Regions from separate parts of the Homo sapiens genome. Here region 2 is linked to region 1. The links are chromatin loops, found by intact Hi-C in ENCODE. Cell type or tissue: CD14-positive monocyte. All regions are shown on one strand. Each heading gives the region's core, and the rest is flanking DNA. Links, peaks and the distances in the headings are about the cores only. Region 1 holds the start of LOC124905230. Region 2 overlaps AMMECR1 (AMMECR nuclear protein 1).

Region 1 (5,373 bases), core at 306-5,305:
GAGCCCTGTCTGGTTTGGGGTCAGATGTAGTAAACCTTTGACCACCCCCACTTGATTGATTGCAGTTACGTGGAGGCAGGGCCCACGCTGTGGGCTGTACTTTTAGCCTGTAACACCTCTCCGGGGTCTAGGCACATAGTAGATGCTCAGGAATGGCAACAAGTTCTGGGCCCAAACAGAAGGCAAGACCGTGAGCAAAACTGAATAGCTTTTCCACTAGACGGCCCTCCGCCATCACCTCCAGAGGCCTCTAGCTTGACTCACTCAGAAAACCGAGGGGAGAGAAGAAATCCCTTTATAAACAGGTGGGGATTGGTCAATCCCTCCTTGTCTAGTCCCCCATTAGGTAGAGATGGCTGAACTGGCAGAAGCCAGAGAAAGCCTAAGGATGGTGAACGCTCACTCTACCTCCCTTGTCCCTGCAGGTCACCGAAGTGAATTTGAACAACATGCTGTGTCCGGCCATCTCAGACCCATTCTACGGCCCCTGGTATCGCATCTGGGCCTCGGGACACCAGACTCTCATGACCATGACCCACGGGAAGCTGGTCATCCTGTTCTCATACATGGCTGGGCCCTTGTGTAAATATCTGCTGGATTTGCTCCGGCTTCCAGCCAAGAAAATAGACTGAAGGTGCTTATTTTTTTTTTTTTTCCTCCCTGAGGAAGCAAGTCGTGACTTGACTTGGAGAACACCCAGTTCTTGATAAAATCATGGGAGAGGGCAGTAGGATGTTTGGTGTATTTCTTTTTCCTCCTTTCTGTCCCTTTCTTCTACCACTCTTCCTTTCCCAGCTCTTCCCCCTACGATGTCTCCTTGAGCCTGGGGTGTAGTGCTGGGCGCTGGATTTTCCTCCTTCCCTTTGGCTCTCTCTCTGCTCCTAGTGGCCTTACATGGGGAGATTGCAGTGAGCGGCTCTTTCACTCTGCTTGTCGGTGCTTTAACAACAGCTGGTTGAGGAGAAAGGGAACAACAAGTAGTAGTTCTTTTGGCATCGAAGCAATGAGATTGGGTTGTGTTTCATTTCTCCACTGCCAGGGACCTCCAGGCTTATGCTGGCGTCCCATTTAGTCTCCAGCACAGCCCTTACCACGGGGGACTGAGGCCTTGTTTCTATACCAGCGGCAAGCCCAGAGCCGAGGGATTTCACAGCTCGTGGTCAAGACAGAACCAGCCAGATTCTGGTCACTGGTGTCCCATGACTCAAAGTAAACAGCCAACCAGCCACTCCCTCCAGGATGCTGCCTGGGGTGGGAGGTGAGAGCACCACCCAGCCCAAGGGCTAGATTCCATTGAGAGGGTTGGAGATCTATTGCAATGACAAATCCAAAGTGAAGAGGGTCAAGATATATACAGTACTAGGCCAGACCCTGTGTAAGTTCTGCCTGTGAGAGTTGAGAACTGATGCATATCCCAATCAGAAGTGAGCACAGAAAACTGTGATTTGAATCATACACTCTGTTTTAGGAAAATGTTGATAATAGATACCATTTTAATCTTGAGTGCCCCTTAAATGTGTTCCCTCTCCCTTTCCCTCTCCCCCCACCCCTCCCCCTCCCCCCTCCCTCCCTCTTTCCCTCTCTCAGGCAGCTTCAGGGAAGAATGAGCTGGAATTGGCTGGTTGGTTGGTTTTTGAGTTTGGAGAATCCTCGCATCAGGGCCCATTTCTGGAAGATTCTGTAGATCTGTTTCTTGGTTTTACAGGGCCAGTGTTGTTTCCCTAGGGCCAGATTTCTTCAGTGTATCCACACTCAGTGCTGAATTGTTTAATGTGGGGGACATCACGTCCTCCTCATCCTGTCTACCCCCAAATCCCATGTCTAGGTTGAAAGGGGGCTGCCAAAGAATTAAGTCCTCATGGGTGGAGGTTCAGGTGCTCCACAAGGAGGAGCTTTTGTTGAAGGACTTCAGCTCAGTTATGCACGGACCTCAAGCAGGCAGGAAGTGGCTGGGCATTGCTGACTCCACATTGACTCCCACTAGGAACAGATTTGCTTAAGAACAGAAAAGCTCATTTGGTGATTTTGTCTGATGAGCCTCCCTTCCCCTGTCCCACTCTAGGCAACACAGTTGACCTAGACCAGTTCCAGTATTTCCAGTTTGACCGTGTTTGACCTACACTGAGCTTCGGTGCCTCAGTGGTCATAATTTTAGCAAGTGGACCTATAGGAAGCAACCCTGGGAGGGACCGTCCTTCTGCAGAGGCCTGCGGGCATTGAGGCTATCAATCCCCAGGGCTTGGGGAGCAGGAGGGGAGGGCACCAAGTGCTCTTACTCTCCTGAGCTCCTTTTGATGCGTAAGCTTTGTTTTTGGCCCTCTTTGAAGGCAGGGCCAAACTTTTCTTAGTGCCTCTCACCTTAGGGTGGCCCTCCAGGGAAGGTGCTCCTTGAATGGCTGGATTGGCCCTGCCCACCGTCAAACTGCTACATGTAGGAATAGCTGATGAGGAAATACACAAGGCCTCAGTGCCCCTTGGCCTCTTTACAAAAGGAGAAGTTGGAAGGGGATTGTGGGAGGAGCCCCTGGGGGCCTGGTCTGTCCTCCACCAGAACTTGGAGTTGCTGCCAGCAGAGGATCTGTGCCTCAGCTGAAGACTAGCTCCGGAATGTCATAGGGGTGTGACTGTGTAGGCCTTCTCCTCCTCCTCGTTTCTGTGGCATGGCACAGGTTGCCTGGTTGCTCGAGCCTTCCCCATGTTGACATCCTCCACAAGCTTGCCTTTGCTCTGTCTACAGCTTAGTACCCCATTCTGGAGGGCACTTTCTGGTGCTTGGAAGGAGAGAAGAAAGCAAAAGCCACATGCCTGGCATGGCCAAGCCAGAGACAGATCCACCTGTCAGAGGAAGGAAGAAGTAAAGGGGGCATGCAGGGCTTTTGGGGGCCAGATTGGCTCAGAAACATGTAGGTCAAAAGAATAGAGGGGGCCCAGTCTATAGGCTTCACAAGGAGCCATGGCCTGTATTTGGGGCATTGGGGAGCATAAGGCATCTGAACTGGTCCAGATCTCACTCTTATCTTGGGCCAAGCCAACGTGGAGAGAAGCAACCCAACCAGACTCTTGGCAGCCTGCCTTACAGGGTAGCCCACCTTATAGGGTAGCCCTCATATCTGCCCTGTGCCGGCCCTCTACTGCCCCAGCTTTGGTACAGGAGTGAGGGAGAAGCTGGAGCTTGCACACCCAGTGGCCAGTGGGGCTGTCTTCCCAGCTCCTCCTCAGGGCTTTCCTGTCAGTGCCAAGCCAGTTCCCCAGCCAGGTTTCCGTGTGCCATTTGCCAGCGTGTGGGAGCTCTGCGCGTGTGTGAGGGTGTTTGTAGAAGAGGGCAGTTTCCTTTCAAATGGCCTTAGGAAGGGAAAAGAGTACTCCCTCCAGCCCCTAGGTAGCCTTGGCCAGGGATGTGGGCCAAGAACAGTCTGTGGAGCTGGCCAACTTGTGGCATCCACTCCAAATAGCAGAGACCCAGTCACGCCTGCTTCTGGTCCTCCCTGCCCTCAGTATTTGGTTTTGTACACCAAAGATGATCTGGCCCATCTTCCTCCCAGAGGCACAACAGTAACATGTTCCTCTGTCAGCCTGTGAAGGCATGCAGGGTTCTGAAGCCACAGACTCAGTCTCCCCAAGTCAGCAATCTCTTTCTCTCTCTCTCCTCAAACTTCATCGCATTCATAGAAGCTGCTTGCAGGGTCGCCGGGCTAACCAGGGTGATCGGCGAACTTTACCGTACAGTACCTCAGTCTAGCTGTCAGATCACCCCTTTTGCTGTAGCCTCTGTTGAGGTTTTTATATTTGTGATCATTGGTAATTCAGTGTCCTATGAAGTGGGCACAGCTCCCCACAGAGAGCAAGTTGTCAGCAGGTCTCTGTGCACTGGTATTGGGGCAGGGCAGTGCCCTGGGGGTAAGCTAGGTGGCTCAGGGAGTGGCAGAAGGGCCATTTTTCCCTCTGCCAAAAAGACTTCCTTGGATTTGTAGATGTTGACCCAGAGTCCTCTGTCCCCTCCTGAAGAGGATTTTCTTACTGGTTTCTACTGAAGGGGAGGTAGGGGAGGAGGAAAAAAGGACCATGTGTGATGCTGTTAGACAAGACACTGACGCTGATTATGGAGGGTCTCCTGCAGGCCCTTGTGGGCTCCTTGGCAAGGCCCCAGGCTGGGAAGGAGCTCCCCCCACTGCCCATCCTGCCCGCTTTGTGGCGGGTAGAGTCAGTGACAGGGAGGCAGCCCTCCTTTTGTGTATATAGAGTGAGCTGATTTGGGCTCAGGAAAACCTAGTCGCTTGTTGCTCTCGTCTGTGACATTTTTGTACACTGGTTTGCTACTCATGGCAAGAAACAGACAAAGCCCCATGAAAAATAAAACAAAACAAAAGTCATTTCAAACAAAGCTGTTGTTTTGAAAACTCTTGCTTTCTTTTGGTGTCCATTTTGTGTTCTATTTTAAAGAATCTTTCATTTATATTGGTGTTATTGTAGTGAAGAGAATGTGATAGGCTGATCTGTAATGGTTTCTGTCAGGAGCTTAGCAAATGCCTCTGCCCCTCTTCCCCTACCCCTGTCCTTCCTCAGTTCCCAGCTGGGATTGCTATGCACTGGGCAGACCCGTCACTGTCTCCCCTGAACCCCCACACAGTGGCTTCCCTTAGAACCAGTCTTTGTACTCTCCCTAAACAGCAGCAGGCTTAGGATTTTTGTCAGGCTGGTTCTTGCGTGCTCTGTGCCCCCACCAGTTTGCTCACCTCTTGGGGCATTTTGTAATGTGTTTTCTCTGTCTTGTAAAACCTTTTGATTGTACCGAAATGGTATCTGCAGTCGCCTTTGGAAATAAATGGTCATTAATTTGTGTACTTAGCATTCTGAATTTTAGTCTCAGGTGTTTCTGTTGTTGAAGATCCTTGAATGAAAAGGAACCCTCACCATGGGGCTTACTGTTATAATGTTTCTTCATTTACTGTTATTAAAAGATTTATGAGAACCCAGGAGTCCTGGCCTTGCTTCCCAGAACCCTCTCAGAAGGCCCTCTGCTTTGAAAAATAGACAAAAGGGGCCTCTGGCCCTCCGTACTGTGGAAGACCCTCAAAGGACAGCTGGGCTTTCTCAGCACACTTTTGTCCTGGGAGCTGCGTGGCTGGTTGCCCTTGAATTCCCACACATTGCCTACTTCTGCCAGGGACCCAGCAGGCCATTTGCTCTTAGCAGAGGGCTTGTCTGCCGGGCACGTTTGCTGGGCTCTCTGGTACCCAAAGTGCATTGGGCTAGGCTGGAGGACTGAGCTGGAGAAGGCAAACACATTCAGGCCCACTCAACCTAGATTTCCTGAGGGCCAGCTCTGCACCAGCACTTCTCAGCACAGGCCTGCACCCAGCATGGGTCGGACCA
Region 2 (5,373 bases), core at 119-5,118, 99 kb after region 1:
CTGCACTCCAGCCTGGGCAGCAGAGCAAGACTCCATCTCAAAAAAATAATAATAATTAATTATTTTAATATAAAACAAATCAGGCAAAAAAGAGCTTCTATTGAAGTCTTCCGATTCCTAAGCTAAATGTTAAGCAAAACTAAGAATAACAGAAGAACTAGGTCCAGAAATTTTAGAATGAATATTAATTGATACAGTCAACTCCTATTTTTTATGCCATTAAAAACTTGTATGGAACTTTGTTTTGGTATTTCCATTTGACTGTGTATGCAGGATGGTCAGGGAATTCGTAACACTTCAAACAAAACAATGAAAACAGTTAAGCGTTTTTTATTTGTCTTTATTTTCTTTTAGGTTTAGGGTTTACATGTGCTTGTTGTTACATGGGTATACTGTGTACTGGTGGGGACTTGGTTTCTAGTGTACCCATTAACCAAATAGTGAACATTGAACTGGATAGGTAATTTTTCAACTCTCACTCCCCTCTCACCCTTCCCACTTTTGGAGTCTCCAGTGTCTATTATTCTTTCCATCTTTATGTCCATGTGTACTCACTGTTTAGCTCCCATTTACAAGTGAGAATATATGGTATTTGGCTGTTTCTTAATTTACTTAGGACAATGACCTCCAGCTCTATCCATGTTGTTGCAAAGGACACAATTCCATTCTTTTTTTAATGGCTGCATTGTATTTCATGGTGCATGACACACCACATATTCTTTATTTAGTCAATTGTTGATGGACACTTACATTGGTTCCATGACTTTGCTATTGTGAATAGTGCTGCGATGAACACATGAGTACAGGTGTCTTTTTAATGTAATGATTTCTTTTCCTTTTGGTAGATACCCAGTAGTGGGATTGGTGGGTCAAACAGTAGTTCTATTTTTAGTTCTTAGAGAAATGGCCATCCTGTTTTCCATAAAAGTTGAACTAATTTACATACCCTCCAACAATGTATAAGCGTTCCCTTTTCTCCACATCCACACCAACATCTGTTGTTTTTTGACTTTTTAATAGTAGCCATTCTGACTGGTGTGAGATGGTACCCCAGTGTGGTTTTAATTTGCATGAAGATTCGCGATGTTGAATGTTTTTTCACGTGCTTGCTGGCTGCTTGTATGTCTTCTTTTGAGAAATTTCTGTTCATGTCCTTTGCCCAGCTTTTAATGGGGTTTTTCCCCTCTTGTTGTTTGACTTCCTTGTAGATACTGGATGTTAGTCCTTTGTCAGAAGCATAATTTGCAAATGTTTTCTCCTGTTCTGTAGGTTCTCTGTTTACTCTGTTGATTATTTCTTTTGCTGTGCAGAAGCTTTTAAGTTTCATTTGTCTGTTTTTGTTGCATTTGCTTTTAGAGTTTTCATCATAAATTCTTTACCTAGAAAAATGTCCAGAAGAGTTTTTCCTAAGTTTTCCTCTAGGATTATTATAGTTTCAGGTCTTACATGTAAGTCTTTAATCCATCTTAAGTTTTGTATATGGTGGGAGATAGGGGTCCAGTTTCATTCTTCTGCACATAGCTAGCCAATTTTCCTAGCACCATTTATTGAATAGGGACTCCTTTCCCCAGTGTTTACTCTTCTCTACTTTGTTGAAGATCAGTTGGTTGTAGGTATGTGGTTTTATATCCAGTTCACTATTGTGTTCCACTGATCTGTTTGTCTATTTTTGTACCAGTATCATGCTGTTTTAGTTTCAGTTACTATAGCCTTATAGTGTAATTTGAAGTCAGGCGGTGTGATGACTCTCAACTTGGTCTTTTTGCTTTAGGATTGCTTTGGCTATTCATGGTCTTTTTTTGTTCCATGTGAAATTTAGGATTGTTTTTTCTAATTCCATGAAAAATGACATTGGTAGTTTGATAGTGATTGTGTGGAATCTGTAGATTGCTTTGGGCAGCATGGTCATTTTAACAATATTGATTCTTCTAGTCCATTAGCATGGGATGTTTTTCCATTTGTTAATGTCATCTATGATTTTTCATCAGTGTTTTGTAGGTCTCCTTATAGAGATCTTTTGTGAATTTGAAAAGAAAATGTATTCTGGTAATGTTAGGTCCAATGTTTTATAAGTGTCAGTTAGGTCCAGTTGGTTGGTAGTATTGATCATGTTTTCTATCTCCTCACTGATTTTTGTCTACTTGTTCTATCAATTACTGAATTAATAATGTTGAAATATCCAACTCTAATTGTAGTTTTGTCTACTTATCCTTTTATGTGTATTTTTTTTCTTTCATGTATTTTGAGGATCTGTTAGGTACATACACATTTAGTATTTTGTCTTCTTGAGTTAACCACTTTATCATTATGACATGGCCCTCATTCCTCGTAACACTGCCTGTCCTGAAGTCCAATTCATCTCTTATTGGCATAATAACTCTAGCATTCTTATGAATGTTTGTATATCTTTTTCTGTCTTTTTGCTTTTAACATACCTGTGTCTTTATCCTTAAAGTGGGTTTCTTATACACAGTATATGGTTAGGTCTTGCATTTTTTATGCAGCCTTTTAACTGGAGTGGTTAGACTATTTACATTTAATATAACTGCTGACAGAGTTGGGTTTAAGTCTACCATCTTTACATCCAATATTTGTTTTCTATATTTCCCATTTGTTCTCCACTTCTCTTTTACTGTAAGATTAAATGAGTATACTTTAGTATTTAATTTTATCACCATTATTAGCTTATTAGTTATGCCCTTTTTAGTAATTTTTCTAGGTTGTATCGATGCATCTTTATCTTATTGCAACCTACTTTCAGCTAATATTATATCACTACAAAAGCAATGTAAAGACCTTAACGTATACGTCCATTTAACTCCTCCCATCCTTTGAGGCTACTGTTATACCTTTAACTTCTATATACCATATAATCCTATAATAGATTATTAATTTTCCTTTAAATAATAACTTAACTTTTAAAGAAATTTTTTAATGAGGGGGAAAATGTCTTTTATATTTACCCTACACTTGCCACATTTATCTGGCACTCTTCATTACTTTGTAGAGATCCAAGTTTCCATCTGTTATCATCTTCCTTCAGCCTGGACAGCTGCCTTTAAATTTCTTGTAGTTAAGGTTTGCCAGTGATAATTCTTTTCATTTTTGTCTGAAAAAAATATATATTTCACCTTCATTTCTTTTGGTCTTCATTTTTAAAGGGTGTTTTCATTGGTATCAAATTTGAGATTGGCAGTATTTTTTTTTCAGCACTTTAAAGACGTCATTCCATTGTCTTCTGGAAGCTTCCATTGTTTCTGATGAGAAGTATATGGTTCTTCTCTTTGTTCCTCTGTAATGTGTCCTTTTTTTCCTAGTGGCTTTCAAAATGCTCTACCACTAGTTTTCAACAATTTAATTATAATTGCTTTAGGCCAGGCATGGTGGCTCACGCCTGTAATCCTAGCACTTTGGGAGGCTGAGGTGGATGAATCACCTGAGGCCGGGAGTTCGAGACCAGCCTGACCAACATGGAGAAACCCCATCTCTACTAAAAATATAAAATTAGCTGGGTGTGGTGACGCATGCCTGTAATCTCAGCTACTCAGGAGGCTGAGGCAGGAGAATCGCTTGAACCCAGGGTGCGGAGGTTGTGGTGAGCTGACATGGTGCCATTGCATTCCAGCCTGGGCAACAAGAGTGAAACTCCGTCTCAAAAATAAATAAATAAATAAATAATTAAAAAATTATAATTGCTTTAGTGTGGTTTTTCTGTTTTGGATACATTGAGCTTCTTAGATTTATGGATTTACATTTTCATCATATTTGGAAAATTTCTAGCCATTATTTCTTCAATTTTTTTTCTGCCTATTTCTCTCTCTCCTTTCCTTATGGGACTCCAGTTGCAAGTAGGTTAATCTGCTTGATATTGTCTCACAGTTCACTGAGGCTTTTTTCCTTCCATTTTTTCTATTCTGTTTCAGATTGGATAATTTCTATTGTTATGGATACAAATTCATTGATATTTTCCTCTGCAGCATCTAATTTGCTATTTATTTCTTCAATGAATTTTTCATTTTTTATAGTATACTTTTCAGCTCCAGAAGTTCCATTTGGTTCTTTATATGTCTTTCACTTCTTTACTCACTATATTCATGTTTTCCTTTCAATCCTTCAACACATTTTAATAGCTGTTTTAAAGTCCTTGTCTGCTAATTCTATAACCATCATTTCTGGTTCTGTTTCTACGGATTGGCTTCCTTCTGGTTATGGGTCACATTGTATTCCCTCTTGAAATGTCTAGTAATTTTTTGTATGCCAGATATTATAATCATTATATTGTTGAGTGTTTGGAATTTGCTGTCCTCTCTTCAAAGACTGTTGAAGTTCATTTTGTCATGCAGTTAAATTATTTGTGGATAATTATTTAAAGTCCTTTACTTTAATGTAGCCTTTACTACTAAAGTATGACCCTTCTGGAGTCTCTCTGGAATGCCCTGGGTGTTCAACAAGGGCTCACAACTCTTGCTGTAGGAACTCATATATCTCTCAGGTCTGTATGAGCTCTGGTAAGTTTTCAGCTTATAGCTCCTGAGCAGTTGTTTTCTGCCCAGCCTCACAGTGTTGCCCTTGATACATGCACAGATTCATATTCAGCCAGAGATAAGGGGAACATCTATGCAGATTTCTGGAGCTATGTCTCTGAGTAGCTTTCCTCCTCCAGTACTCTGCTCCATAAATTTCTGCCACCTAGGCCTCCCTGAGTTCCTATCTCTGTCTCACCAATTCAGCAAGATTGCAGTTCTGCTTGGGTTCCCCCTCACAATGCTGTGGTCTAGAAACTGCCTGCTGACAAAAAGTCAGGGTGATGGTAGAGCTCACTTCGTTTGTTCCCTTTCTCTCAGTGACCACAGTCCTGTGCTGTCTGTTGCCCGATGTCTAAAAACAGTTGTTTCATGTATTTTGTCTGGTTTCTAGTTGTTTATGGGAGATGTAAGGTGGAAAGGAGCAAGTCTTGCACCAGTTACTCCTTCATGGACAAAAGTAGAAGTCTCAAAGCCCTTTAACCCTAAGTCACATTAAGGTTCAAACTCTGTGGTAGGTTTTACATATTAAATGTGGGAAAACCTATCACAAATAAGATTAGTGCCAGCAGAAAAATGGTTCAGGAACATCATTCTGAGCAACTATCGCAAGGACAGAAAACCAAACACCGCATGTTCTCACTCACAGGTGGGCACTGAACAATGAGAATACTTGGACACAGGGTGGGGAACATCACACATGTCATGGGGCCTGTCATGGGGTGGGGGGCTGGGGGAGGGATAGCATTAGGAGATATACCTAATGTAAATGACAAGTTAATGGGTGCAGCACACCAACATGGCACATGTATACATATGTAACAAACCTGCACGTTGTGCACATGTACCC

What was found. Peaks named below come from ENCODE experiments on the same cell type or tissue, not always from the same donor. Only the 100,000 strongest peaks of a DNase experiment are listed, where the experiment ranks them.
Region 2: a loop joins it to region 1, with 3 times the contacts of the local background. A loop is called at or near these places in 1 of 110 quality-filtered maps.

The regions. Positions count from the first base shown.
Region 1 is chrX:110,172,820-110,178,192 of GRCh38, forward strand. TMEM164 (transmembrane protein 164) reads left to right here. Exons shown (of 7, transcript NM_032227.4): 7 at 426-4,969. The coding sequence ends at 632. LOC124905230 reads left to right here and starts at 2,954. Exons shown (of 2, transcript XM_047442708.1): 1 at 2,954-2,998; 2 at 3,097-4,969. The coding sequence starts at 2,954. The coding sequence ends at 3,579. In CD14-positive monocyte, for the core only: no CTCF peak of the experiment used is centred there; no DNase peak of the experiment used is centred there; H3K27ac peaks cover 1,345 bases.
Region 2 is chrX:110,272,177-110,277,549 of GRCh38, forward strand. All of the region lies in intron 1 of AMMECR1 (AMMECR nuclear protein 1), which reads right to left. Among named protein-coding and RNA genes, the nearest start is that of AMMECR1, 43 kb to the right of the region's middle. In CD14-positive monocyte, for the core only: no CTCF peak of the experiment used is centred there; no DNase peak of the experiment used is centred there.